Linked DNA regions of Mus musculus: region 1 is linked to region 2. The links are chromatin loops, found by intact Hi-C in ENCODE. Cell type or tissue: heart. All regions are shown on one strand. Each heading gives the region's core, and the rest is flanking DNA. Links, peaks and the distances in the headings are about the cores only. Region 1 holds the start of Zfp267 (zinc finger protein 267). Region 2 holds the start of Acad9 (acyl-Coenzyme A dehydrogenase family, member 9).

Region 1 (15,583 bases), core at 4,778-12,777, 85 kb before region 2:
TTACCTAGCCCCTGAGTAAAGATGAAGTAGATACTATACTTTTACGAAATACTAAATGTAAAGGCATCAACATAAGTATTTATATTTTTCAATTGAATATTAATGCAAAATGGCTATCTTTCAGATGAGAAGGACATTTGTCCTTTTCAAACCATGTATACTTCCCATAAATGAGAATGCATATTCCCATAGATTGGAAGTATTAAAATTTAAATTCTGGTTAGAATTATACTTTTATGACTTTTTGAAATATTACTACCTGCATCCCCCCAGGGTTGGGGGTGGAGGGAGGTTTAGACCTAGTGCTTTATAGATACTACAGTTATCTATAACTAAGCTACATCCAAGCCCTAAAATCAGATATTCTAATTCAGTAGCTCAAAACTGGAGACTAGATTTCTGACAATACAGCAAGCTCACTAATAACACCAACGTTAGTGGTCCAAAAAGGAAAAAAAAAATTACCAAACAGCAATAAGGCAGACACTTAGAGAATACATTAATGATTTGAAAGAATTTTAAGGAATTTGCATTTTATTATAATAACAGTACAGAAACCATCCTTTCTGATCATTTAAAATAAACGAAGTAAAATATACTGAGTATCACTGAGTTTTTCCACACACTAATGCATAAAACCCCCAAATAATCCATGAGACCAGGACGTTTTTCCTATTCTATGGCATTTTATCAAATATCCATAAATGTTAACACTGGGGCTTTAGTCAAACCTAGCCAGTCTAGAATTCATACAATAAGAACATAAAAACCAAAATAAAGTACAAATGTTAAAGCATCATTCAGAGTAGTTGACAAGACTAATGCACATGTAAAGAGGACAGCAGGAAAAATAACAATGATATTTTATGTGCCCAGGCAGGTGAGTTACTTTGGTTGTTATGTCAAAATACCTAAAAGAAGCAAATTAAGAGGCAGATATTCTAGATAATATTAATTATACACAATGGATTTCATTTCCACGCATGCATGTGGATATTTGGATTCTATTCACTTCCCCCTACCCTCTCCTGCCCTCCCACTCCAGCCAATCTTCTTTCTTCCTAGTCCCCATCCATCTCCTCTCCCCCCCTACTGTCTTCCTCCCTCCTCCACCTTCTCCTTCTTTTGATGATCAATCTTCATTAGTTGATCAATAACTACACTTATACCCACAGATGAGTGCTTCTAGTTTACTATCTGCTTCTAGTTTACTCTCATGGACATTTTAATGGATGCTAGGGTCATCCCCAGAAGATACATCCTAGACCTTCAAGACACTATATTAAGGTTATTTAAGTCTTCATGGATGAAGGTTGAGGCCTAGTCCAGAAGACAGCGCAGAGGAGCCAGGCTGGTTTGATAATAAAATCTCACTCACAGGGTAGGATATATAATTTATGTACATTAAAAACATCCAAGATACTTCCAGAAACGCCCCTCCTCCAAAATTGTCAAAGTGCAGAGGGCAATTCTATCTATGTCCTCGATGGTAGGGACCCTTCCTCTCTGACTGCTTTCGGGTGACCATCAGCTCTTTCTTCACCCATCAGCCCCAGGGCCACAAAATGAAGGGGAAGCAAAAACCAAGTGTTGGGGTAAAGTAGACAGAAGGGTCCAGGAATCTATCTACAAGTGAGAAATGAGTGCCAGTGAGCTAGTGCTGAGTGCATACTTAAGCGTGGGGAACTCTAGCTAGCACTTCCTAGAGCCCCAATGCACACACAGCGTTCAAGGCAGGAGAGGGGAAGACAGTATTCTTTTTTAGAAGAGAAGCACTAACAGAATTGTGGTGAAGGTGATGGAGGAAAGAACTCCTTGGGGAAGAGAAGAGGCAGCTCTTGCTAAGGATGGAGCCAGCATTTTCTTTGGGACCCTCAAGTGGTCCTAATGTGTTGTTCTCTGTTGTCAGCCACTTAAGTCTCCTGCATTGTTTACATCATTATCAACCTCTATTCACGGTAACGCCACCACCACCAATTCTTTTTTTTTTTTTTTGTTTTGTTTGGTTTTTTGTTGTTGTTGTTTTGTTTTTCGAGAAAGGGTTTCTCTGTGTAGCCCTGGCTGTCCTGGAACTCACTTTGTAGAGCAGGCTGGCCTCGAACTCAGAAATCCGCCTTCCTCTGCCTCCCGAGTGCTCGGATTAAAGGCGTGTGCCACCACGCCCACCACCAATTCTAATCTAGTACATTTGTCTAAGATCTTTATTCCAGGCCTGGGATCATGGAGCAGTACTCAAAGGGCACACGAGAAAACAATCAAAACCTCACAGGGAGAAACAAGGGCCACTAAGACCAGCTTATACCCTTGAAACAGGCAGGTGTGCATTATATTAAAATGTAAACAAGAAGTACCTTAAAGACACTTCCACAGTAATGAATAACAATAATGTGGGGTTCCCAAACAGTGGCTTTTTAAAAGTTAGCCCATGATAAGAAATGTATTTTAATACAACATGCCAGTATGGTTCTATACATCCTTGAAAAACTGAAATAAAAAGAAACAAAATTATCTTCATGAAGTATGATACTACACCATAATACTTTATATCATATTCTATAAGTAAATTAATCAGAACTGATTCTGCCTGCAATTTAAAACATATCGACGGTCAGCAAGATGGCTCAGTGGGTAAAAGTTCTTGCTACCAAGCCTGCCAACTTGAGGTCAACACCAAAGACACGCATGGTAAAAAGAGAGGACTGACTCCCGCAGGATGTCCTCTGACCATCATACATGTACTGTGGTACATACATGTTCTCTCTCTCTATATATATATATGTATATATGTATGTATATACATATATATGTGTGTATATACATACATATATACATATATATATATATATATACATACACACACAAATAAATACATGCAATACAAATTTTTAATAAAAATCACGAGTTAGAAAACTGATGTAATAGTTAGGCACTACCTCTTCCACCTCTATTTGCTACAGTACTTAAGAATAAACTCACTAACCCAGCCTATCTCCCCTCAAGCACTTTGGAAGAGACAATATGACAATTTCCTCTGAGACAGGTAACCATTTGAAAAGCTCATATGTGAATTTCTAAACAGACCCTGAGTCCTACAGCAGAGTTTGGTCCTGCTGGGCCAGGAATGGTTTTAACACATGCCTCTGTTTAGTCTGTCTATATGTTCTTGTGCTTCATTTTTTTCTGTCAATAGACTAGTATGGTTGTTGTTCTCCACATTTTTTTAATGTTTTGTGTAGTATCTATTCATGAAAAGTGGCCATTACAATTGAGGTAAGATTCCCAATGATTTAAATTTAACTCGATATTTGTGACCAAGCCTACAGTCTTTTTAAAAATTAGTAGTTATTAATATTATGCCGCAAACTTGGGTGTTGTAATATCCTTATTTCTAAACTTAAAAGAAATGCGCATATTTACAAAGTTGTAAAGATAGGGTAAGTGTGCATGCTGTCAGGTCCCCCCAAACGGCAGGGATGGTGACACTGTCCTAAACAAGACTTTAATCAGGTAAACAGGGATAGTTACTGGGTAAAGAAGCCTACAGGTTTCTGTTCACTGGAAAAGCAGATTTCTTAAGACTGCTTGTTGTTCACCAGAAGCCTGCCACAAAGTGCCACCGGTTTGTCAGGAAGCCTACATCCCGCTGGGTGTCCCATCATGGGGAGGAAGGATGCCCCTCCACCATCCTGCAAGTCTTTTGGTCTGCTTGGGGACACCCCAAACTGCTATTGTCACCACGGCACTCAATAAGTCTCTCCCCTGGCTGCCACCCTTGCTGTCTCTCAGCCCTCTCCTTGGAACTTGCTCTCTAACTATGGCTCCTCCTTTCTCCCTCCCTTCCATTAGCTGCTTGCTCTGTCTCTGCCCCATTCGTTGGTTGGCTGGATCCTGCCTTCCCTCTGGGCCTCTGACACTGGAACACTCCCTCTGGCGGAGCTCCGGAGCTCCGTTTCCCACCCTTTACCCTAAGCCTCTCCCACCTCTCTTCACTCTGCTACTGAAAGACATCTTCTTTTCCCAGTTGCTAGGTCTCTCAGCTCCTGTCTCACACAATGGGCTCTTCCTGTTCAGAAGTACCTGCCTCCTCTAATCTCTTTTCTCCTCAGACTCAAAGATTCCATTAAAGTCTCAGCCTTACTATACCCAGAGTGTCCTCAGTACGGAAGAGTTAATCAGCCTCAATGGTCAGCAAATGGCCAAATAATCACAGACAGACAACTTCTGCCACCACACAAGCAGATCTGAAAATCGCCTTGTCCCTAAGCCTCCTTTGTCTCTAGTCTCTCCCACTGGTCACTGGATTCCATCTTTAAAAGATTCAAATGTCTTTGAAGGTACAGATAATATTTAAAATTGTTTTATGCTATTCTACTAAAAAGCTGGCTCTGTAGTTAATGGCCTGCTCTTCCAGACCCAAGCATGGCTGTTTAAATGTCTTCTCCAAACTCTCCCGTGTCCTGGGTCAGGACAGCCACGTGACGGTGACAGGGAGTTGGAAGGCAAAACCTAAGAGCCCCTGAAAAGACAGCATGTGGCATGGGTCAGCTAAGAAGTGAACTGCTCCCAGTAGGGGCTGCTGCTGCTTACCCCATACCGGTTTCTTGGTCCTACTTAACTCTCTTAATACTGTCCTCTCTTAGAGCTTGAAAACTTTAGCTGAAGTACAAACTTTAACACAGTATCTGTAAGACCATTGTACAACTTTATCTCAGGATTTGTAAGTTCATTTGGTGTGGTTTAAAAAAAAAAACAACCTGTGAAATCTGTAACAAAAAGCTTAAAACTTTAACAGAAAAGGTTGATAGTAAGAAACCAAGGTAATCTTAACTAAGGTAATCTTAGTTTGCTACAACATGCTTATATGCAACTTGGATTCAGCTCTTGTTTAGGAAAATAAATGTTTTTAAAGAGAAAGAAATATGCTTGCCTGATAGCTCACTTTAGAGTAAATAACAACCACGTGGTTGGCAGCCATCTTTACTAAGGTTAAAGAGAGGGCATACCACGCGACTCTGTCGCCATCTAGGTTAAGGTAACCACAGATATAAACTATGTCAGTATCCATAAAATTTCTTAGTCCTAAGGAGCCCTCTGCTTTATCTAACCACTTATGTCTTTGCTAACTGTGTTCAACATTAAGCTCCTAAAAAAAAAAAAAAACAAAACTTTTTTTCAGTAAGGAACATGTTTGATGAATAAGGTTTATGAATTCCTAAGGTCTACTCAAGCTAACAAAAACTTGCTTACAAAGGTGTCTGGCCTTTGTCTTTGGTAACTGTGTTAAGCTCTAGCTATTTCAATAAACTGACTCATAGAAGAAACTGTGATAGTCTACAAAGGTATACTGTAAAAGGGTAGAAAAGCAAGGTGTCAGTTTCTCTGTGAACTGTATTCATGGTTTAAAGTTTTATTTCAATGCTAACGGATCTTCAATTAACAGAGATAAAACTGCAAAACCCTGATTTTATAAAAGCCAAGACCTTGCAAACTGTTAAAGATAATTAAGACTTGCAAGTTCAAGGTCAGTTGCCTTATACATGATCAGTCTTTCATGTGCTCCGAACTATGCTTGTAGTCATGTTAAGTATAATGTGATTTCATTTAAAGGGACATGCCTCCTGAACATGTCATCAAGGTTAAGCCGAAAACAAGTAATTGAAAACAAGTACACTTTGTTTAAAATCAGGCCAGATAATAGATTCAATGACAGCCCTCAAGCCCCTCAGAGAGATCTGCTGAAATATGGCATTTCAGGTGTTTAATGAAAAAGGCAGAAACCCCAGCGCCTGGCCACAGCCCTCACCCTCCACCAAAGAAGAAGGGGCAGTGGACTTCACCTGGAACAGAGCTGCGATGGTAACTGGACAAAGAACTGCCATTCACCTCCCCAACCACTAGGACCTGGCCAAACTGTAGACAAGGGCAACACTGGACAATCTACTGCCTCTCTCCTGCTCTCGTCAAGGTAGCTCAGTCCCCAAATTCCTCCTCGGAAAGTTTCTTGGATTTTCTGGACCTGCAGACCAAAGACTAATACTGCCCTGGGTCCTCTGCCTGCAACAAAGCTATCAAGATCAGCATGGAGGAGCCCAGGTGGCCTGTCCAGGTAGCAGGTTAGATTCTGTCATTCCTCATTGATACAGAGGCCATTGGGTCTGTATTTCCTACTCAAATTTATCCCTCTCAGATCTCTGTGATAGTGTTGGCAGTGGGCCTTAGCTTATGTTTAGCTGACTTCAGCCAGCCCCACTGCCTAGGCTACCGCTGCCAGATCAGTCCAGCCATACCTAGAAAGTCGGTTTCACTTTACAAACATTTTGGCCTTACAATAACTTTGGGTACAAAAGTTGAACTTGTTGATGATACAAATTTAAAAACGTTAAAAAGGTTTAAATTATCTTAGTCTCTTAAGTAAAAAAAAAGGCTTCTGGGTAGAGGTTGAGGCCCAATTACCTGCCAGCATGGTGTGGTTTCACATTTAAAAATTAGGCCTTTCTTTGCTAGCTTAGAGCTACCGGGGGTCTCCTGCTGAGAAAGGCCAACCCACAGCCAGGTTTACCTTGCAGACCGGCTTCATGCTGAGAAAGGAAAACTCACAAGACTTATTTCCAGGCTAAAAAGAAAAGGCCTTTTTACTAATCCCTTAAGAACTTTTTTTTCCCCAATGGCTGCTCTCAGGAACCGCCTCAGTGGGTTAAAGGCACTGGCTGCCACAACTGTCAACCTAAGTTTGGTCCCTGGGATTCCCTTTATGGACAGACGACCAGAATCCTCTCACCCCACAGGATCCCATGGCTGGCATGCACCTATCCAGCTCAGAAGATAAATAAACAAATGAAAAAGAGACAATAACAACAGAACAAGGAAGCAAGAAAGGCTAGTGAGTCTAAACAAGGGGACAAGCAGGCCCATGAGCCCTGTCACCTTCCGTCCCTACAAGGGATGCAGAGCAAGGCGGGAAAGCCCAGAACTGGTTTACAGAACACTTCTCCCATGACTACTTGGCAGTCTGGATTCATTCTTACAAACTTGCAGCAAGGATTTAATTAAGCAACCAGAAGGCCTCCTGCATGCTAAGTACAACTGGCAGAATATTGATCAAAAGGCTGAGATAGCTCAAGTGCGTTTCAGATGGGAGAACACCAAGACATCCAGCAGCGTCCCAATGCGGTCTAGCCTCACACCCCAGGCTGCTGGGACGATCAGCCCAGACACTGACATCATTGGATGCTCCTAGACACTGGAGACAAGGCAGCTGGTGTTGGCATCTCTGAAACCCGGGCAAGGAAAGGGCCAAGTAGAGTCAGATGAAGATAGACCCATCACTATGGAAAATCTCCAAAAGGCAAGTACAACCCCAAAGCATTCTGATTGGGGTTCCTGTGTCTAAGGATGACAAAATGAGAGGCATTGTGTGTGTGTGTTTTAATAAAAAATCAAGTGATTTTATGTTAAATATCCATAGGGTAAATCCTTTTTAAAATGTCGCCCAGTGTGTGGAGTGGGGAAAAAAACCAATCAAGCAAAATGTATGTCTATTTGAAATGCTGCGTGGGAAATGGGTGTTAATATTATTTTTTAAATGGGCATTTGGGAATGCGGTCAGGAGATGGAAATTTAGGAATCTTCCTCCAACCAGAGGAGAAGCGAGGACAGGGGAAGAGCAGTCATCTGGATAGGAGATTCTGCTTCGCGTTTATCTAGACTGCTCGGGAGGAGGGACAGGACACCTCACTGAACACTTTCCCTGCGGGAGCCCTACGCTTGCAGGTTATCGCCGCACAATCCGGGCTACTAGGCTGGAGCCTCTGAGGACTCCAGGGCAGCAGGGTCTGACCCTGGGCCTTCACTGCACCGGCTAGCTCGGGGGCGCGGCCGGGTACCGGGGATCTCCAGCTCAGGCTGCGCGGTGACGCATGGCCCACCAAGGGGGACCTCAAGCCGGCCGATCCCAAGGGCCGGCCGCAGGAAGGCGGGGCCGCCGTCGCCCCCCATGCAGTCGCCGGCTCCCCCTCGGCTCCCCGCAGCCCTCCAGCCTCGCCGCGCCACGCACACACTCACCAGCAGGCTTCAGCAGTGCTCACCGTCCTCCCACATCGAGCACTGGCCGCAGCCGATTCCCACCGGCTCTACACAGCCTCCCTCCAGTCTCAGGACACCATGCACACTCACCATTGTGGCTTGACTACGCGGAGTCCGCGTCCTCCCGGTGGATGGCCCGGCACCCTACAGACGCAGGGCAAACGGATGCCGCAGGGCTGAGCTACAGTCTACACCGGAAGAGACCCAGCCTGAGGAGGATTCCAAGATCCTGGACTTCAGAAACACAGCATGAAGGCCCGCCCCCTCTACCCTGTCTAAACGTCTGATTCGAAGTTCTCACCATCGTGCTGCTGATTGGATGACTTTCCGGTCCCGCCCCATCAGGCCCCAGCACTACCCTATGGGCTGAAATGACAAGTTTTTGGTACAGTTGTAGTAAAGCTGACCCTAGAGGAATCATTCCCATTTACTATTGTATATAAAGTCAGACCAATTTATGAATCATATATATGTATATTATTCGCAATAGAGAAGAGCTTTGGCACCATTTCCCCCTGAGCTCTGTCCTTGAATTTCAAATTTTAAAAGGGGAAAAAAATCTCCTGAATCAGCAATATTGAATATAGAAAGGGGGAGTAATACTCAAGTGTTACTGTACTGGCTAGTTTTGTGTCAACTTGACACAGTTGGGGTTACAATAGAGAAAGGAGCTTCAGTTGAGGAAATGCCTCCATGAGATCCAACTGTAAGGCATTTTCTCAATTAGTGATCAAGGGGGAAAGGCCCCTTGTAGGTGGGACCATCTCTGGGCTGGTAGTCTTGGGTTCTATAAGAAAGCAAGCTGAGCAAGCTAGCAAAGCATGCCAGTAAAGAACATCCCTCCATGGCCTCTGCATCAGCTCCTGCTCCCTGACCTGCTTGAGTTCCAGTCCTGACTTCCTTTGATGATGAACAGCAGTATGGAAGTGTAAGCCTAATAAACCCTTTCCTCCCCAACTTGCTTCTTGGTCATGATGTTTGTGCAGGAATAGAAACCCTGACTAAGACACTTACTTAATTTAAAATTTTCTACTGTTCATATTAAAGTTAAAACAGTGATTGTAATAAAACCCAGTATATCCAAACATATCATCATATGTGGAATTGGTTACACACACACACACACACACATATACATATATGTATACATACATACATACATACATATACACATATACATACATGCACACATATGTATACACACACATATATGTGTGTGTGTGTGTGTGTGTGTGTGTATATATATATATATATATATATATATATATATATATATATATATATATATATGTTACTATACTAAATCATCCAAATTCGGGTCTTCAGCAGGTTTCAGGTCACGTCTGTCACAGTCCTCTTCTGAGAGCTATAATTTTCCTGACCTCAAGAAAGTGAGGGGAACCTGAGAATCTCTCCCATTTATGTCAGAAGTGAAGCAACACAGTTTCCTGCCAATATTTCTTTTAGGTCCCAGTGAATGGGGGTAACCATGTCCTAAAACAGATCAGGGGACTTCAACCAGGAGTGTTCAAAGGTGGGCACATGAGGAGGGAAGCCTGTCTCTTGATCCCTCCATGGCCTTGCCCCCCTGTGATTTAAATAGATTATAAGAAAAATTACCACCACCACCACCACCCCTTTTTAGTTTGGCCTTGGACCTAATTGTCAGGCTGTAGATTCGGGTTTTCTTTTGTGAGACATGGTGCAAATTTAATTACCCAACCATATGCACACATGTCTACAAATTTTTCTGTATAATTCAACACCATCTAGCAATAGATCATCCAACTTTAATTAGTGGGGAAGTAAACTAATGCATATATAGCAGCTACTATTTGCCAGGTAACTTAGGATTAAAATATCATTAAGTCATGGTATCGTGCCTGTAAGTGTGCATTCATCTTCTATCTCTGAATAACAAACCACACTAAAACTTAGCGGATGGTGATAAGGCAGCTCCTCACTTGAGGTTCAGTTGAACTATTTCTGATCTGGTCAGCTGATGGGTGTCAAGGTGGTACAGCCCCGGATGGTGCAGCCCCGGAGAGTGAGCTGGCTCAACTTTACTCCTACTGCTCTCATAATGTCCCATCTTTTCAGCTTCCCGTGTAAACTTGTTCTCAGAGAGATGAGGAAGACTGGAAAGAAAAACAAAAAGACCTTTTCAGCCTAGGTATCAGACTAATAATTTCATAGACACAACGTTTTGTGAGCCACAGCAGGAAGAGACCAACTCAGTTGCAATGTACAGAAACAGAGACACCTGTTGATAGGAGCTACAGAAAAACCATGTTGCCTAAGTCTCGGGATACAGGAAGAATGAAGACATGCTAACATTTTTGCACTCAGTACCATTATGCATCTTCTTATCAATCAGGTTTGTGAAATTGTTCCAAGTTAAGGAATATACCCAAATGAAGCTAGAATTCCACAAGACTTCCTGACTTCCAAAGCCCAAATGTTTACTCTAGGACATGTGATCACCCATTTTATATGGTCTTTTAGGACTTGAATAGTAACACTTAATTAAAGGAGCAGGATTTGTGTCCATTAACCAACCATTCATCAGTATTGAGAATGATCTTCTTGACAGAATATTTCTATGCCTTCTGCAAAGAACCTAAATTAATTTGAGGAAAATGTTTCTTTCAAAGAAAATGAGGAAAGATTTGAAAACTCAAGAATCAACCATACATTTTCCACTTTTCACTACAAGAGAAATTTGAAGACATGTATAATGTGCCCCATAGGCATGAAAATTCTTTTCACATTTATTTTTGGAATTAGTATAATATTTTTGTTTCTGCTGCAAGCAGGATGAAATTACTACACCAGAAACAATATCTTACTAAGAAAATGAGTGACTTAAAGACATATGTAGTGTCTGCTGAAAGAGATTTAAATTATTTATCAGACCTTGGTTTCATTTTAGTCAATCATATGCATTTAGAAGTTGATCTTTCTCTTTTAAATTGTACAGTTTAGTGGAATATATGTTTTTAACGTATTTCATACAGATTTCCTGAATCTCAATGGAGGCCACTTAAGTAAGTAACCTTTGCCCAGCACAGCCATCTCTGAGGAAGCTCTCACGCTTCCATGACATACACAGCTGCACTGAGCATCTCTCAGCATGGTTGCTTATTCATGCCTAAGGGGCCTACACTTTGGGTAAGTTGTGGTTTGATATATCTGGATCTAAATTTCATTTATTTCACATTGTTCTAAATTCTTGCAAGATTCCTTCCAAAGGCTGAGAGGATAACTTTGTCTACGTCTAACACATGTGATTTTTCTGTCTACCTTAAGCAGAAGTTGGTACAAAATGTGTACCTTCTAACTTCAATAGCTACTGTCAGGCTAAGTTCATATTATACTAATTATATTATATTATATATGTTAATTTCTCTGTTCTCATTATAAATATTTTTACAAACATTAGGTATTCATTTGTAGTCTGCAGTTTAAACTTCACACATACTCACACATAGACACATAGAGACACTAGTTCTAATCTTAAGTGTTTCTACAGTGAGCCCAATATCATCTCCATCATGCATTTATGACTTTTTTGCTTTTCTTTGAAAAATATGTTTTGTACAAAGAATAGTGTGTTCCATTCAGTCCGAATAGAACATCTTTAGAGGACCTAAATTTTAAAACACATAGATCTATACAAAATTTCATTTTGTCATACAATATTCTTTTCGCTAAGGTTTTGCCTTCATCCTTATCCAAAATGAAAACCGATATAAAATTGACTTTTTGGTGTCCTTAGCAGTGACTGGCAGTAGCCCTAGGCAGCCCTACAGTTTTCAACCTGAAAATTAGTGAGAACTTTTGCTTACTGTAGAAAATATCCTCAACTGGAATGTTCTTGGTCAACAAAATTATGCCCCTCAATTTTGCAAGAGCAGTAAGCACTGTGGACTGGTGAGCCATCTCTAAAATCCCTCTCCATCTTTTTATCCACATGATTTCAGTTGTCAGGGTTGGCAGCAAGTGGCTTTACCTAGTGAGCCATCACAACAGCACACAGAATAAACTTTACCATGTATTTCACTTAGGATTTTTGCGTATAGGTTCATTAGAAATATCAGCCTTGGGCTCTGAGGTTAGGAGCACTGACTGCTCTTCCAGAGATCCTGAATTCAATTCCCAGCAACCACAAGGTGGCTCACAACCATCTGTAATGTGAATCTATACCCTCTTCTGGTAGGTCTAAAGACAGCGATAGTATACTCGTATAAATAAAAATAAAACTTTTTTTTCAAAAGCAAATTTTTAATAGATATTTTCTTCATTTACATTTCAGATGCTATCCTGAAAGTTCCCTATAGCCTCCCCCCACCCTGCTCCCCAGCCCACCCACTCCTGCTTCTTGGCCCTGGCATTGCCCTGTACTGGGGCATATAATCTTCACAAGACCAAGGGCCTCTCCTCCCAATGATGGCCAACTAGGACATCTTCTGCAACATTTGCAGCTAGAGACACGAGCTCTGGGAGTACTGGTTAGGTCATATTGTTATTCCTCCCATAGGGATGCAGGCACCTTTAGCTCCTTGGGTACTTTCTCTGGCTCCTCCATTTGGGGCCCTGAGCTCCATCCAATAGATGACTGTGAACATCCACTTCTGTATTTGCCAGGCACTGGCATTGCCTCACACGAGACAGGTATATCAGGGTCCTGTCAGCAAAATCTTGCTGGCATATGCAAACAGTGTCTGGGTTTGGTGGCTGTTTATGGGACGGATCCTTGGGTGGGGCAGTCTCTGGATGGTCCTTCCTTCTGTCTCAGCTCCAAACTTTGCCTCTGTAACTCCTTCCATGGGTATTTTGTTCCCCATTCTATGGAGAAATGAAGTATCCACACTTTGGTCTTCCTTCTTCTTGAGTTTCATGTGTCTTGAAAATTGTATCTTGGGTATTCTAAGCTTCTGGACTAGTATCCACTTATCAGTGAGCGTATATCATGTGAGTTCTTTTGTGATTGGGTTACCTCACTCAGGATGATATCCTCCAGATCCATTCAATTGCCTAAGAGTTTCATAAATTCATTGTTTTTAATAGCTGAGTAGTACTCCATTGTGTAAATGTACCACATTTTCTGTATCCATTCCTCTGAGGAATCATGAGGGACATCTGGGTTCTTTCCAGCTTCTGGCTACTATAAATAAGGCTGCTATGAACATAGTGGAGCATGTGTCCTTATTACAAGTTGGAACATCTGGATATATGCCCAGGAGAGGTATTGCTGGATCTTCCAGTAGTATTATGTCCAAGTCTCTGAAGAACCACCAGACTGATTTCCAGAGTGGTTGCACTAGCTTGCAATCCCACCAGCAATGGAGGACTGTTCCTCTTTCTCCACATCCTCACCAACATCTGCTGTCACCTGAATTTTTGATCTTAGCCATTCTGACTGGTGTGAAGTGGAATCACAGGGTTGTTTTGATTTGCATTTTCCTGATGATTAAGGATGTTGAACATTTTTTCAGGTGCTTCTCAACCATTCGGTATTCCTCAGTGGAGAATTCTTTGTTTAGCTCTGTATCTCATTTTATAATAGGTTTATTTGATTATCTGGAGTCCAACTTCTTGAGTTCTTTATATATATTGGATATTAGTCCTCTATCAGATTTGGGATTGGTAAAGATTTTTTCCCAATATGTTCGTGGCCTTTTTGTCTTATTGACAGTGTCTTTTCACTTACAGAAGCAATTTTATAAGGTCCCATTTGTTGATTCTCAATCTTACAGCACAAGCCATTGCTGTTCTGTTCAGGAATTTTTCCTGTGTGCCCATGTGCTCAAGACTTTTCCCCACTTTCTCCTCTATAAGTTTCAGTGTCTCTTGTTTTATGTGGAGTTCTCTGATCCACTTAGACTTGAGCTTTGTACAAGGATGTAGTCTCCCCTCCCCCAGCCTGAAACCTGCTTGCTCAGGGGTGGAGCTTCCTGCTCATTCGTTCTGCCACGCCCACTGCTGGAACCTGCGGAGCCACACACGAGCACCTTTCTACTGGACCAGAGATTATTCCGCGGGAATCGGGTCCCCTCCCCCTTCCTTCATAACTAGTGTCGCAACAATAGAATTTGAGCTTTGATCAGAATAACTGTCTTGGCTACATCTCTTTCTCTCGCCACCTAGCCCCTCTTCTCTTCCAGGTTTCCAAAATGCCTTTCCAGGCTAGAACCCAGGTTGTGGTCTGCTGGCCGGACACAACACAAGGAGATAAGATTGGGTTGATTTGCCTTCTTCTACGTGCTAACCTCCAGTTAAGCCAGCACCATTTGTTGAAAATGCTGTCTTTTTTCCCACTGGATGGTTTTAGCTCCTTTGTCAAAGATCAAATGACCATAGGTGTGTGGGTTCATTTCTGGGTCTTCAATTCTATTCCATTGATCTACCTGTCTGTGGCTGTACCAGTACAATGCAGTTTTTTTTTTCACAATTGCTCTGTAGTACAGCTTGAGGTCAGGCCTGGTAATTCCACCAGACATTCTTTATTGTTGAGAATAGTTTTTGCTATCCTAGGTTTTTTTGTTATTCCAGATGGATTTTCAAATTGCCCTTTCTAAGTCAGTGAAGAATTGAGTTGGAATTTTGATAGGGATTGCATTGAATCTGTAGATTGCTTTCGGCAGGATAGCCATTTTGACTATATTAATTCTGTCAATCCATGAGCACGGGAGATCTTTCCATCTTCTGAGATCTTCTTTGATTTCTTTCTTCAGAGACTTGAAGTTCTAATCATACAGATCTTTCACTTCCTTAGTTAGACTCACACCAAGGTATTTTATATTACCTTGTGACTAGTGAAGGGTGTTGTTTCCCTAATTTCTTTCTCAGCATGTTTATCCTTTGTGTAGAGAAAGGTCAATGATTTGTTTGAGTTAATTTTATATACAGCTACTGCACTGAAGCTGTTTATCAGGTTTAGGAGTTCTCTGGTGGAATTTTTAGGGTCACTTATATATACTATCATATCATCTGCAAATAGTGATATTTTGACTTCTTCTTTTCCAATTTGTATCCCCTTGATCTCCTTTTGTTGTCGAATTGCTCTGACTAGGGCTTCAAGTACTATATTGAATAGATAGGGAGAAAGTAGGCAGCCTTGTCTAGTCCCTGAATTTAGTGGGATTGCTTGAAGTTTCTCTCCATTTACTTTGATGTTGGCAACTGGTTTTGCTGTATATTGCTTTTACTATGTTTAGGTATGGGCCTTGAATTCCTGATCTTTCCAAGACTTTTATCATGAAGGGGTGTTGGGTTTTGTCAAGTGCTTTCTCAGCATCTAAAGAGATAATCATGTGGTTTTTGTCTTTGAGTTTGTTTATATAGTGGATTGTGTTGATAGATTTCTGCATATTAAAACCATCCCTGCATCCCTGGGATGAAGCCCACTTGATCATGATGGATGATTATTTTGTTCTTGAATTCAGTTTGTGAGAATTTTATTGAGTATTTTTGCATCAATATTCATAAGGGAAATTGG
Region 2 (15,583 bases), core at 5,072-13,071:
AGCCTCAGACAGAACTTAGGAGGCCAACCTGCTGAGGGAAGGCCCACTACCTTACACCATGGGCAGACACAGCGGCAGCTTTGGACTCTACATCTAGGATTGCCATGCCTGGCTATTCCAGTGCAGTCCTGGGTGACCTTGGGTCAGATATGATTCTTCTCTGAGTCTCCAACTCATTATTCATAAACTGAGGACCTCTCGCTTATAGACAAGATGGCTTGGATGAAGGAATGTGAATACGTGGGGGTGCTAGAGCTATACCCAGTACAGGCATGCACGTATACTTCAATGCTGTGCTCCTCACCCCAGCCCTGTTGCTATGTACCTACAGTCCGCATACATACTCACAGGCTGCAAATCTGGACAAGGAACCCACTTACCTGACGTCTTTCCCCTGTATACAGCATAGATGTATACATCTAATGCAAAAACCTTGAGGACTGTGTGCCTTTGAAGCTGCCCCACCATGCTTTCAGTTGAGGGAGCAAGTAAGGTCTATGTAAAGACAGGACAGCTCAGGAAAGGATTCATTTCCAAAGATAGCACTAACCTTTGTCTCAACTCCAACCGCAGCTGGGCTTCTCTTCTAGACCCTGAGCTATAAAGTCCCCTCATGTCACAGAAACAGTCCCCTGTCTCCTACTTCTGACCACTGACCTTGAGGCCGATAGCCTGGTGTGCTGCCAGGGTCACCGTGATAGAGGCATCCAGGCTGATGATCTCCCCGAGCCGAGCATACATCGTGTTGGAGAGGCCCAGGCCACCTAAGACAGACAGACAGACAGTCAGACAGGGCTAGCTGCTTCTCTAAACTCAGGAAAAGAGATTCCTTTTATTTTTCTAATTTCAAAGCAACAGGTTTTTTTTTTTTTTAATTTAAAAACATTAGCACTACACAGAATGGCACAATGAAACTGTCACCTATAATCTTATTCTGAGCATTTCTGTGCATATCTTCCAGATTTCGAGGCAAGGAGACATACGAAGCTGAATGGTTAACACAGACATCAATGCAAAGAGTAGGTCACTGAGTACGCTGCCCATCCCTTGTACTAGAAAGATGTTTGCAATCCAGGCAGCATCAGGCTTGGCTCTTCTGCTGTGGCACTGCAGCAATTGGGTAGAGTGTTCATTTCCTGCTGTGTGAGCTTCCCTGTGCATTGCAGTGTGGTTTTCACCTATGTCTCAGCTTGGACCAGCTCCAGATCTGGTTCTACTATGGACTTATTCTGTATACTTGAGGGCCCACCATCTGCTGTAGAAGGGAGGCTATACTTCAGTATCTGGAGACACAAATAGGTCAGGAACTAAAAGACCAAGAAAATCTCCCATTTGCTACAGTAATAGTATCATTTTTGAGTGTGGCAGGAAAATGTCCCAAACAGCACATCTGGAAGACTGCATTTAAAGACCACTGCTGCTAAACAAGAAGCCCTTTATGCACACACGGGAAGCACTTGCTGAAGAGCTAGACCAGCAGGTGAGTGGCCGCTGTTCTAACTTACCATATTCTTCTGGGACCTGTATGCCAAAAAGTCCCAGGCTCTTCAACTTCTCTAAGGTGTCAACTGGGATTTTTCCCTCCTGGTCAATTTTTCGAGAGTCCACTGCCAAAAACAAGTTATCTTGATTAAACAAGTAAAAACAAATCAGATATGTTCATAAATAAAAGTATACAGAAGGGTTTTGTATAGCCTACTAGTATCACTGGCAGAAAATGTCTAAAACCTGAAGTTGTTTGGTCAGGATCACCTGGCACGCTGTTGATTTTATGTAATTAAGAACCGCATTTGTCACTGAAACTTATAGAGGAGAAAGTAGGGAAAAGCCTTGAAGACATGGGTACAGGGGAAAAATTCCTGAATAGAACAGCAATGGCTTGTGCTGTAAGATCGAGAATCGATAAATAGGACCTCATAAAATTGCAAAGCTTCTGCAAGGCAAAAGACACCGTCAATAAGACAAAAAGGCCACCAACAGATTGGGAAAGGATCTTTACCTATCCCAAATCAGATAGGGGACTATTATCCAATATATATGAAGAACTTAAGAAGTGGACTCCAGAAAATCAAATAACCCCATTAAAAAATGGGGCTCAGAGCTGAACAAAGAATTCTCACCTGAGGAATACCGAATGGCTGAGAAGCACCTGAAAAAATGTTCAACATCCTTAATCATCAGGGAAATGCAAATCAAAACAACCCTGAGATTCCACTTCACTCCAGTCAGAATGGCTAAGATCAAAAACACAGGTGACAGCAGATGCTGGCGAGGATGTGGAGAAAGGGGAACACTCCTCCATTGTTGGTGGGATTGCAAGCTTGTACAACCACTCTGGAAATCAGTCTGGCGGTTCCTCAGAAAATTGGACATAGTACTACCGGAGGATCCAGCAATACCTCTCCTGGGTATATATCCAGAAGATGTCCCAACCGGTAAGAAGGACACATGCTCCACTATGTTCATAGCAGCCTTATTTATAATAGCCAGAAGCTGGAAAGAACCCAGATGCCCCTCAACAGAGGAATGGATACAGAAAATGTGGTACATTTACACAATGGAATACTACTCAGCTATTAAAAAAATGAATTTATGAAATTCCTAGGCAAATGGATGGACCTGGAGGGCATCATCCTGAGTGAGGTAACCCAATCACAAAGGAACTCACACAATATGTACTCACTGATAAGTGGATATTAGCCCAGAAACTTAGGATACCCAAGATATAAGATACAACTTGCTAAACGCATGAAATTCAAGAAGAAGGAAGACCAAAGTGTGGACACTTTACCCCTTCCTAGAAATGGGAACAAAACACCCATGGAAGGAGTTACAGAGACAAAATTTGGAGCTGTGACAAAAAGATGGACCATCTAGTGATTGCCATATGCAGGGATCCATCCCATAATCAGCTTCCAAACGCTGACACCATTGCACACAGTAGCAAAATTTTGCTGAAAGGACCCAGATATAGCTCTCTCTTGTGAGACTATGCCAGGGCCTAGCAAATACAGAAGTGGATGATCACAGTCAGCTATTGGATGGGTCACACGGCCCCCAATGCAGGAGCTAGAGAAAGCACCCAAAGAGCTAAAGGGAATTGCAACCCTATAGGTGGAACAACAATATGAACTAACCAGTACCCCGGAGCTCTTGTCTCTAGCTGCATATGCATCAAAAGATGGCCTAGTCGGCCATCACTGCAAAGAGAGGCCCATTGGACTTGCCAACTTTATATGCCCCAGTACAGGGGAACACCAGGGCCAAAAAGGGGGAGCGGGTGGGTAGGGGAGTGGGGGGGTGGGTATGGGGGACCTTTGGGATAGCATTGGAAATGTAAACGAGGAAAATACCTAATTAAAAAAAAGTTAAAAAAAAAAAAAAAAGAACCGCATTTGTAAGTGACTGGTGCTAAGGAACTCTTTCTCCTGATGTGGGGCCAGTCGCCAGGGTCAGGCCGCAGTGTATCATGTACTCCTGTGATACAGATTGCTAGAGGCATGCTGTTTCTGATAGTGTGTGCTGTCAACTGAATTTGGAATGACTTAGGATCACGCCTTTGTGTGTGCCTTTGAGAGAGTTTCCAGAGGTGTTCATTTTAACCGAGAAGGGAAGACCCTTCCCGAATGTGGGCAGCACCTTCGTGGGCTGCAGTCCCGGGTTCCATGAAAAGGGGAGAGGGTGAGCTGAGCACAGCCCACACAGCTCAGAACCATCTGTTCTCCTGCTTCTGTCACTAAATGTTCCCCTCAATGAACTGTGGTCTCAAAACAGGAGCCAGAACAGCCCTTCCTTCCTCAGCAGCAACTCCCGGGCAGATGTCGTCACAGTGTGGAAGAAGGAAGCTATGCACACACTCCACTGGATCGTTAAAATCGCTGGTACCTTCTCAGCCAGTACTTACTTACTGTTGATTGCAACAGTAGTCAACTTACACCAGAGAGTAAGTACATAGCTCCCAGAATTGTAATGGGAGGTCTGGATAAACAGTACTAAGCAGACTGTTTCTGGGCCCAGTTAAATCCAGCATTCAGACGCCTCACTGCCTACACAATACTCCAACTTCTGAAAACAGCAACTCTGTATAACACTACGTCAGTCACTGAATCAACACTCATCCTAGGCCTTTTGAGTTGGCTCAGTAGGTAAAGGTGCTTCCTGTAGGGCTTACAACCTGAGTGTGATGCCTCAGGCCTACATAGTCGGAGAGAGCTGACTTTTACAAGGTATTTTGTGAGCTCTACAAACACGCTGTGGCACACATATATGAACATACGAGCACACACACTAAAAGCAATAGGAAAACCCCTTATACAAAGGAAAAGTGAGGTTCTGGCTGCGCATGATGGCACGTGCCTTTAATCCCAGCATTTAGGAGGCAAAGGCAGGCAGAGCCCTATGAGGTCAAAGCCATCTGGTCTACATAGTGAGTTCCAGAACAGCCAGGGCTATGTAGCGAGATCCTGTCTCAAAAAAACCAAATGGCAAGGCAATGCAGGGCAGGGCAGGGCAGGGCCAGGCTGGGCCAGGCCAGGCCAGAAAAGTGAGATCTGTCTCCCAAACCAAACATCTCCTCCCTCTAACACCACCCCTATTCTTGAAATGGCAAAATTATAACATGTTTCAAGGAGTCACAGAAGTTACGTAAAATCTGATCATTAAAATGATAGCATGAGAATCCTCACTATATCACTGTATCTGTGTCTTCATGACTGTTCACACACACCAGCAATGTATGAGAACACAGACACATATGCACCAGTACAGGTTAAACTTTGTGAACTGTGTGAAATCAGCTGGCTTGTACTGATAGCAATGTCCTGTTTGTGATGTCAGAGAGTTATCCAAGAGGTCATCACTGTAACAAACCAGAAGGGCAGACAGTCCCCGAGAAAATGCTAGGCCACAGATTGTGAATGGTTCCTAAAACACCCAGTACAAAGAGCCAGATGGAACCCTTACAAATATGCATGTCATCTCATACAGTCTTTGCCACGGTGTGTGGCTAACAAGTGTGAACTACCTGGCCTTAGCCACTTTCATTTATTCTAGTTACCCACTTTATCAAGTTTTAGCCTGCTGCAATATAGAAACATTTAAAATAGTTGTTTACTACAGAGACCTAGAGGAACACCAAATTAGTGTCTTTTAACTAAGCAGAAATTGATCCCTGAAGGTTCTATTATGAGCAGAAACTATGTGTAACTTAATAATGACACTAAGAGCTTTCTCTGTCTATAGTGCTTCCAATGTACGCAATCTAATTAATCTTTTAATTGAAGAGAGCAATGAAGAGAAAACCGTACATACCTTCTTCAGTGAAGAATTTTTCCAGCGGTCCCACGAACTGATTGATTTCACTAAGTTCATGTTGACTGACCTCTGGAAATGGGAAAACTCCTTTCTAAAAATGAAAACCACGCATGACAAATTTAATTTTCAGCAACTTCTCATTGTAATATTTATCAAAAGGGAAAGGGGGTGTGTGTTACATGCTTCATCTGGTCCCAGGAAGGAGGCAGAAAGATGACTTCATACAATACCTCAGGTATGGGTCTTATGTCTAAGCTGCTATCTATACCCATATTCCTCCCCTCGCAGGTGGGTTGAATCCTAATCTCCAACAGTTTCCTTATCAATAACAAGTGGTGGAGTGGGTGCCATAAACAAGGAGCCTAGGACTACATTTGGATCTCCTGACAATGTGCAGGCCATATCTCTTCAAGGTCCTTCTGAGACTTGTAGGAGACAGTAGATATGAGGACTCCTCATTAAAATGGACATCAGTCTTTATGTCCCCAATGCAAGGACATAGTCTGCTCATCCTGCGTGTCCCTCTTTGAGCAGCTGTTTCTTGCCTTGTGAATACTGCTTAGCATGTGAGGTAGCAAGGTCACAGGACGAGATTCAACCTGAGCCTAGCTGTTCTTTACATGTGTGACTGGCTTTGAGCAACTTATATGTCCTGTATTGGCTTCTCCTATATGATCCTGTTCATCAGAGAAAGGAGCTGTGTGGGTCAAGCAGGACATACTTGGGTCCTGAAACATGAAGTGACCATGCCTGCGTCCTGGAGAATGATGTGGCTTCTAATCACTAGTGGCCAACTTGCCAGGATTCCCTGCGGGCCTTTGAAATGATCCCATATGGCTTGAAGACCTGTGGCCCGCCAAGCTCTAGCTACTCCTCCAGGTGCTTTGGACAGGGTGTATATCTGGACCCACAGCTGAACACAGATATATCACAAGTTTTCAGGATCAGGAGTTCCCCTGTCTCCTTGGTTCCTCTCACCAAGGGGAGCACTCAAGTCTCTACCCTGTCTTAGTACTCACGTTCCTGACTTCTCCACATTAGCAACGTTCCAAAATCTATTTGCTCCTCTCTGGCCCAAGGACAAGAGGTCCATGGGTCTCTCTCTATCCAAGAGACAAGTGACTTAAAGAATATGCTGCCATCCACCAGCACTCACTCCACTGCTGAGGCAGACTAACAGGGAGCATAGTTCCTGTTGGCCCTCTGAGCCTCTTAGAACAAGGCTGCTCACTCATGGAGGCTCAGACCACTCCTACTCCATCACCTTCACAGTCTTGCCTGTCACCTAGTCTGGGTCAAAGGGCTGTGTGGGAGAAAAGTGATGTCGATCCCAGTGGGCAAACTAGGCAAAACAGGCAACCTGGCAAATAACTGGTATTCAGACATACTTAAAAGGGTAAAGACTTCAGGAGTCCAGGCACAATGAGGCACACCTTTAATCCCAGCACTTGGAAGGCAGAGGCCAGTGGACTCCTGTGAGTTCAAGCCAGCCTGGTCTACATAGCACGCTCCATGCCAGCCAAGACTACACATCACGACCCAGTCTCAAAAACAACAACTCAAATACAATCTTCCAAAACAGAACAAAACCCAAAAACCTAAAACAAAAAATATCAGGGGGGGGGGGTGGATACTGGAGGCTAGAAGGAAAATATCCTCTAGTTAAAAGTGACAAAAACTGAATGAGGCGCCGTGTGGGTGAGGAGTGAAATAACAATTAGCATCTTTTAAGCTGATAAAGCAAAAGAACCTGTTATTCAGGTAATCCTACTGCAGAAGCCAATTATATAAGCCAGGGGCTGTAACTAAGTCTGCCAGTGCCACACAAGCCTCACCCATTCATCCTCCCACTTGCCCCTGGGACAGACTCGGGTCCAAGTAAGTGTATATGTCAGCCACTGGCATGGATAACTCGGCTACTCTCTACCCTCAGACGCTTAAGTACCACTGCCATTGTCCTAGTCAAGGCCCAGAAATGCTCCGAGAGCTGGTGTTTGCTCAATCCAGGAAGTAGCAGTGAAGTTAGAAGTGGTCAGATATGAATGTAACTTGAAGATAAACAAAGATTTACTTACTATAGGATTCAATGAGAACAAGACGAATCAAAGGTGTCACTGGAGAATGTATTGAAAAAGTTGAATCACAGAGTAGCCATTATCTATTGTAAACGGGCTGTTGGGAGAAGCAGAACTGGGTGGGATCCAGGAGAGGTTATCATATATGCTTATTAAAGATGCTTATTAGACATCTAAGAGGAGATATAGAGCAGAAAGGTAGACTAAGTCTGGAGTTAGGGGAAGAACTCAAGTTGAAAAAATAAATCTGAGTCGTAAGAATAGAGTTGTCATTTAAAGCTAGGGCACTGAATTAGGTCATCAAGGGGCTGACCATAATAAAAAGAGAGGCCCACAGGCTTAAACTTTAGAAAAATTCAGCATTGCTAGGTGTGGCATACAATTTCAATCTAGCTCTCATGAAGGAAGGCAGAGGCAGAAAGTCTCAGTGAGACTGTCTCAAAAGCAAGCAATCAATACACCTGCCACCTCCACATTAAAAAGAAGAAGAACAAAACAACACAAACAACAACGACACTGCCTCTGACTTCAACTGGGCTACCAGAGACACTGGCCAAGGTCTACAGGTTGAGAAACCAAGGAACTAACAAAAGAGATACAAAGAAAAGAATTTTTTTTTCAGAAACCTGAGGCCTAACATGCATTCAGAACAAACATTAAGTACATATCTGCATTAGTTACTAATGGTGGGTGGGGTAGGAATGGGAATGAGAAGTGAGCAATGTGGAGAAAACCACTGGCCACTGGGCCAAAGCCTGAGGGCACAGGTCCAAGATGCAGAATTATCCTTGAATAGTGAGAAAGCTGAGTTCTAATCACCAGGCCAGCCTTTGCTAGGGGTATACAGCTCACAACAGTATAGAAAGTAGATACCATCTGGAGGAGAGCTGACCACTGGGACTCTCACTAAATACAGAAATGGAAAACTGGCAGCAAAGCTCACGGGTGATGAAGGGTAGATTTAAAGACTGAAGGGGATACATGATGGCTGCGCTCTTCCTCCTGCCTTGGAAAAGCACAAGAATCCAAGTCCCTCGGCACCCTCTGCGCCAGAATGTGGGCAAAAGGGTCCCCACACTTCAAAGTTCTAGCTTTGAACGTTGCACCAGGGCAGCCACTCAGCCCAAGTGTTGACTTCTACTTTAATAAAGTCAGACAATACGAGACAAACTTCCAAGACAAGAAATAGCTGGATGGGCAACTCTGAGGACCGAGGCAAGAGGACCACGTATTCAAGGCATGCCTAGCTACAGAGCGAGTCCAAAGACAGCCTGGGCTACTACTGAATGAGACCCTGCCCCAAAACAAAAACCACTGTGACACGACTTAAGCCACATCGCCGAGCCCAGCCTCTCGGATGTTTGGCTTCTACGGGCTCGGATAACGTTCCATGCAACTCTGGCCAGAATGAAAGGTGGGAGCAGAGGACACGGGCAGTCCGGCCTCGCCTCCTACCTGCTCGATGTTGCCCAGGAAGAGCTCCTTGGCGAACGAGCAGCTCTGCAGGCTGGTGTGCAGCGGGCGGCGCCTCGCCGTGAATTCCCTCAGCACCCGGGAAGCTCGCGCCGCAGCCGCCGCCGCAGTCGCCCCACGCGAGAGCAGCACACAGCCAGACATGCTGCTCCTGACTTCAGACTTCAAGTCGCTGGAAGCCCCGCCGCTCCTCCCAATGACGCCAATCACCCGCGTCCGGGCATCCAAAGTCTCACCCTGCACCGCTGCAACCGGAAGCTAGCTCGCACTTCCTGATGACGCAAGGGCTGCGCCGCCTTGAGCGAGGCTATTGGACAGGTCGTTCCAGAATATGTTTAATAAATGTCTCCTACGCCAAGCATTGCTGTATGTAATGTCTGAGTATGTAATTTAGAAATTGTAGTTTTTTAAAATTCATCCGAACAGGCTAGGAAGTAAGTGTGTGTGTGTGTGTGTGTGTGTGTGTGTGTGTGTGTGTGTGTGTGTGTTCTTTCTTGTTATACTTTTGCCAGTAAGAAAACGAAAATACTCAAAAGTCAAGCTGCAAAACTACCACCCAGGCTCCCAAACACAGCTCTTGTGCCTGTGTGCTATTCTCAGCACATCCTCTAAAGAGCAGATTAGATTTCATCAAATAAACCTAGAAGTACAACTTTTGTTATTCTCATCTCACTTAATGTAGGACTTAGAATATTGCTAAATGGGTATAACAAAATGACAAGGGACCTATTTTACTAACCCACTTCTGCCTAATTCTCTTAAATATGTGAGTGGCGTGGTATCATTTTGTATGGGAGACTGCATGAAGCACTAAGAGCATGCTGTTTCCTCCTTTCTTGAATCTACCACTCCCTGTGTTGTGCACCCCCCTAGTCTGGCCCCTATTGGCCACAGTCTTCAGACACTTGCTTTCTTCACCACTCCCAGGGCAAGGCATTTCCCTTGGCTCGGTGACCTACCCTATGAAACTATAAACACCATGTTTGTTTGTTTGTTTCTTTTTATGATTTATTTATTTTATGTATGTGAGTATACCATTGCTGTCTACAGACACACCAGAAGAGGGCAATGAATCCCATTACAGATGGTTGTGAGCCACCATGTGGTTGCTGAGAATTGAACTCAAGGCCTCTGGAAGAGCAGTCAATGCTCTTAACCGCTGAGCCATCTTTCCAGCCCTTGTTTGTTTTTTTTAAAATGAATCTTATGTTGAGGAAGTAAGCCAAGGCAGGGCCTGGTCCAACTGGTCCAGCTCTCACATCAGGGTTTATTCATATGTCTGTTGTCTTTATTTCTAGGCAGGTTGTCCTGAGGGAACCAGTGTGGCATCAACTGTTACAAGATGACTCCTTCAGAAAATACATGCAGTTTTAACACCAATAGAAAGCATTTATGCCCCACTGGGGACTGCATAAGGAACTTCCCAAACTATGTAGCCCAGAGCCTCACTATTCTTTTCCTTTTATGCACAAAAAGCAAGTAAGAACAGTTAGCGAGAAGTGAAACTACAGAAGCCAAAAAGCAAGGTTAATATGTTTAGGGACTTTCCCAGGTCCTGGCACTATAAACTAGGTCTTTGATGAATTAGGTCTTTGTTCCTATTTTGGCAGGTTAGGGTTTTGGCAGATTGTTGTTGCCTATGTACTGAGTTCTAAGGTCAAAATGGTGTCTCTAAGATGGCATCAGTTGAGTCAGTGTCTCACAGGCTATTGAGGCCACCTTTTAGTCATGGGAGCCAAGGAACTACTTGCCCTAACTTAGTCTGAATCTTAGTAGACTGCCTCTTAAAAAATATCTATCTATCTATCTATCTATCTATCTATCTATCTATCTATCTATCTGTGTAAGAGAAAGAGTATACTAGGCACATGTGTGGAGGTCAGAAGATAGCTTCTCAAGTATTGGACCCGGATCTCCAGGCTTTGTGGCAAGCGACTTCACTCACTAAGCCGTCTTGCTAGCCCACAGACTGCCTCTTGAAAGGTTAGCGTCAGTACTGTAGCCTCTGTTCCATCGATCTGAGATCTCCAGGTGACCCAGGAGTCCCGTTCACACGAATGTGTCCTGCCAGTGTTGCTTTCTTTCTTAAGAGTCACCTTGATCACAATGTCTCTTCACAGCAATAGAACATGGAATAAATCACCTAATGTAGTGGGAACTAACTAAAATACATGAAAGTGATTTTAATGATGTCTCCAAAAATGGGGAGGTAACTCTCCATCTCTCGTTACCAAACAGAGCTTCCAGTAGCAAGCCTGGGTTATACCCAATTGAGTTGTTGGCCAAAGAGCTTCCATGGAAATGCTCCAAACACCCCAGGCTGTTGCCAATACAATAGTTTGCTCTCTGCAAACTGACAAAAAGAGTCCATTGCTGAAGACAACACCCACACTTGGGGAGGTCTAGTGGATGCCAATATAGAACCTTCACCCCTATGTTCTAAAGTCTTGAGTATGGAAAGTTACTCTGCAGGCTACCAAAAGAGAAACACATACAACAACATAGCCACAAAACCTTTGATCTACAGTGTTATCTTCCTTGCAAAATATGCTAAGCCAATGGTCGCACAAACTAGTAGGAGTAGCAAACCAATGTCTGATTTGAACAAGGCCCACTCTATGAGGTAGAACCCATACCCAACACTGCTTGGTTGCCCAAGAATCAGAGACTAGATAGCCTAGAGACCTATGGTAAAATCAAATACCACAGATCTTAAAACACAGTACTAATAAAATGACTCCTACTGATATTCTGCCAAGCTCATAGATCAGTGCCTTATTCAGCCATCATCAGAAAAACTTCCTCCTGCAGTATATGGGAATAAACACAGGGATGCACAGCCAGATATTATGCAGAGAAAGACCTTGGAACACTCAGCTCTAAATGTGATTTCTCTATTAGCCCCTCCCCCCTTCAGAGCTCAGGAGAATCTGCAGAAGAGGAAACATAAAGCGTGTAAGAGCCAGAGAGGATAGAAGATACAAAAAGAACTATGCCCTGTAAAGTCATTGATAAATGGGACCTCATGAAACTGGAATGTTTCTATAAGTCAAAGCTTCTATAAGCTTCTATAAGGAAAGCTTCTTATGGTCAATAAGACAAATCAGGAACCTAAAGATTGGGAAAAAAAATCTTCACTAACTCCACATCTGATAAAGGGCTAATGTCCAAAATATATAAATAACTCAAGAAGTTAATCACAAAAAAACCCAAACAATCCAATCAAAAAATGGGGTATAGAAGCCTCTTCTTTTTAATGAAAGACAGAAATGGGGTGGATTCAAATGGGAGGAGAGAGAGAGGGGTGGAGGGAGGGGGGATTAATTAAAGGATATTTTATGAGAAAATAATTTATTTTCAATAAAAGGGAAATCTTTTTGTTTTATTGTGTGAGTATATTGCCTACATGTATGTATGTCCATCATGTGTTTCCTGGGCTTGGAGAGGCCAGACAATGATGCTGGACTTCCTGGAACTGGGGTTGAGGAGCCTCCAGATGGGTGCTGGGAATTGAATCAGATTGAACACAAGAGTAGCAAATGTCCATGTGACAGCTGAGCCACCTCTCCAGTTCCTTCAGTGACTTTAAAGCATGATTTATTCTTTAGTACTTGTGCAACTGAACTTCTGGGTGTTCAATAGCCATACTTTGACTCCTGTATCAATGTGGTCAGAGGGACAGAAAAAGAGGGCAGTCAAACATGTTTACTTCCGTGATCATCCAGCTCCCATGGGACTATGCGTTGGTTGGTTTGTTTGTTTTATCAAAATGTCTTATATGTCTGGTAAGTCACCTGTCCTATTGTTCAGAGAGCCAAGGAGACCCCATTCTGTGGTTTCTAACCAGTCTGTATTTGCAAAGAAAAGGGTCAGTACACAGATGAAGTCATGGTCAAGCTAGACCTCTGACTCATTCTCAACATATGAAATTACTGATATAAAAATGAAAAAGAATAAAAGATACAGGGACTCCTTCTAAATCCAAGTGCTAACCGACCGTAATGGGTCAGGGTTGGGGTAGGGTTCATTTTGGCAGTCTGCATTGTCATAAGTAATCCTAAATTAAAATGATTGACATACCACAAAACTAAAGTAGAATTTAAAGGAAACAGACAAAAATTCAGCCTTAAACATGATTTCCCATTAAATCCTGTGTATGAGCTGCTGACATACTTGATAAAATATCAGAGCCACTCCAGCTATAATTTTAAAAAAACCCACTCTATTTAGATAGTTTATCTGAATCTATCATTAACTATAGCCTCACTTCAACCCTGGTTTTCTTATAAGATTGTCTTTCTTTTATTATATTTCTTCACCAAATTCCCTTTTTAAATTATTTTTTATCGAGTTATTTTATTTTATTTTATTTTATTTTATTTTATTTTCTGTGCATGAGTGTTTTTGCCTGAATGTATGTCTATGCACCATGTACATACCTGATGCCCACTCAAGACAGAAGAGAGCATCAAATCCCCAAGAACTGGAGTTTTAAACAGTTGAGAGACACCATGTAGGTGCTGGGAATTGAACTTGAGTCCTCTGCAAGAGCAGCCAGACTTCCTAATTATTGAATGCTTCCTTCAGCACCTTTAAGCCACATTCTTAATATATCGTACTCAATATGATTCTAAAAAGAACACTTTCCAAGTGATTGTACCCATGAGGGATGATTCTCCTAAAATAAGCAAGGCCATGGCTTTCCTCACTCTCATCCTTTCTGTGGTCACTGAATGACACAAAAATATTACTCTTGCTTAAACCTTGCATTTTAATCTTGTAAGATTCATGTCTTCTTGGTGATCTAACGGTTTCAAACTCCCCAGTGACACAGGAATTCCAGCTAACTCCCATGACTGGAAATATGAAGCTTCATCTTCATTCAATAGATGAAATAGGAAATTCTGTGGACCTTCTTAAGCGGAGACTCTACCCACAATCAGTACAGAAGCAATTACAGATTATTGATCATCACTTTCTTAGTGGATTTCTGTTGCTGTGACAAAACACTGATAGAAATGTAACATGAGGGCAAAGGACTTATTTGTTATATGGCCCTAATCACTGTCTATCACCGAGTGAAGCCAAGGCAGGAACTTCAGCAGACCATGGTACCACCTTTCCCAGTGGGCTGGAAGGTCTGCACCCATCATTAATAAGGTTCCCCCACAGACTTGCCTACAGGCCAGTCTGATGGAGGGATTTTTCTCTACTGGAGTTACCTCTTCCAAAGTGATCCTGGGTTGTGTCAAGTTGGCAAACTAGCAAGAATTAATTGACTCCTTCTCAACTTAATACAAGCATATCATTATCAAGTATAACTTCTTTTAATTCCAAGATCTCATGTTAATATTACAATGCATCGGTTAACCTACTAACAATAACCACAGAGAAGGCACCAAAATGTGTCAGATGTATTTAACGAATATAAATTAAGTGACTTTCTAGTTTGGATTAGTTTGACAAAAAGTGAGACTAAATTTAAATTCTCCACTTCTCTCCCTGGGTCTGTCTGTGTTACTGTATTGTCTGCGGTCTGTCTGTTGTGTGTGCCTGATCAGATCTGTCTCTATTTCCTGTGTCTGTTTTGTGTTTCTGTATGTGTGTGAATCTACCTGCCCCTAAAAAGTGCTTTGTTCTGCATTTATTGAGCAACACATAAAACAGCCTGGGAAGAGAATGACGGATCCTTTACAGAAATCCTCAACAGAGTTTTTGGTTTTGTTTTTAGACAGTCTCGCAATGTAGCCCTGGCTGGCTTGTGGCTCACTGTGTAGACTAGGTTGGTGTCTGACACAGCAACCCATCTGCTTTCCTCTATTGCTGGAATCTTTCTATAATCAGTACTGAGATACTGACAAGAATGGAAGAGAAATGTCACTAGTGGACTGAAGCCAGGCTAGCTCCTGACAGGCTCCATTCCTGAGTCCAGTTTGCAGTTTCATTTGATACTCTAAAACCACACGGTGGCGCCAGCAAGCAAAGGAAGTGGGATTTTTCCGGGCAGAAGTATACCTGCCAGTTAGCTTTTTACTTTGTAAAGTTACAGTTGACAGGTGTAAGTTTTTGTGACCAGGCTCCTGAGGTCAATCGCTGGCTTTGGCTTTCCAGTTGCCTTGGCCCCTACCCAGAATAGGAGTTAGAGGGTTGAGGTTAGGTTCAGGTAGACTAAGTGAGGTCTGGGTTACTTTTAAAGGCTAGAGGGTTGCAGTTAGAATGCTAGAGGGATAAAGTTAGGTTAAAATTAGGGCTTGGTTTGCAGTTTGGATTAGACATGGGTTAGGGGGGTTTTAGAGTTAGGCTTAGGATAAGGTGTTTAGGGATAGGCTTAGGGTTTAGGACCTTGTTTAAGGTTTCTACTAACGGAAACATCAGTTCCTGTACGAATAATGGCTTCCATGAGGACCTAATTATTTAAAACTGTAATATAAAGTTTATCAACAGACATTGACTGAGTCCAGTACACATTCATGGAATCAAATGTTTGAGTCTAGCATTCATTCTCAACCTTAAGGATAATAACCAATTCTGCCATTCTGTTCAAGCTGGAATTTCGTGCAGGAGCATACGCTGCTACACAGAGCAGAGATGGGACTCGTCGTGCTTCTTGGGAGAAGCATGGATCTCTCTCATGATACCAGTGACAAAATTCATTTCACCATCTTTGTAGTTAAAGGGACTCAGATAGCTCCACCTGGCTCATTGATAAAACCCCACAGGAG

Evidence for each region. Hi-C counts contacts between places; a loop is a spot of excess contacts. Peaks named below come from ENCODE experiments on the same cell type or tissue, not always from the same donor. Only the 100,000 strongest peaks of a DNase experiment are listed, where the experiment ranks them.
Region 1: a loop joins it to region 2, with 2.6 times the contacts of the local background. A loop is called at or near these places in 4 of 42 quality-filtered maps.

What each region holds. Positions count from the first base shown.
Region 1 is chr3:36,143,785-36,159,367 of GRCm38, reverse strand. It overlaps Zfp267 (zinc finger protein 267), which reads right to left and starts at 8,288. Exons shown (of 4, transcript NM_001101478.1): 1 at 8,173-8,288. The coding sequence starts at 8,175. In heart, for the core only: a CTCF peak has its summit at 8,101; a DNase peak (open chromatin) is centred at 8,347; H3K4me3 peaks cover 1,727 bases; H3K27ac peaks cover 1,741 bases.
Region 2 is chr3:36,059,531-36,075,113 of GRCm38, reverse strand. It overlaps Acad9 (acyl-Coenzyme A dehydrogenase family, member 9), which reads right to left and starts at 9,135. Exons shown (of 18, transcript NM_172678.4): 1 at 8,844-9,135; 2 at 5,311-5,404; 3 at 1,506-1,607; 4 at 658-764. The coding sequence starts at 9,005. In heart, for the core only: no CTCF peak of the experiment used is centred there; a DNase peak (open chromatin) is centred at 9,073; H3K4me3 peaks cover 1,854 bases; H3K27ac peaks cover 1,279 bases; H3K27me3 peaks cover 1,724 bases.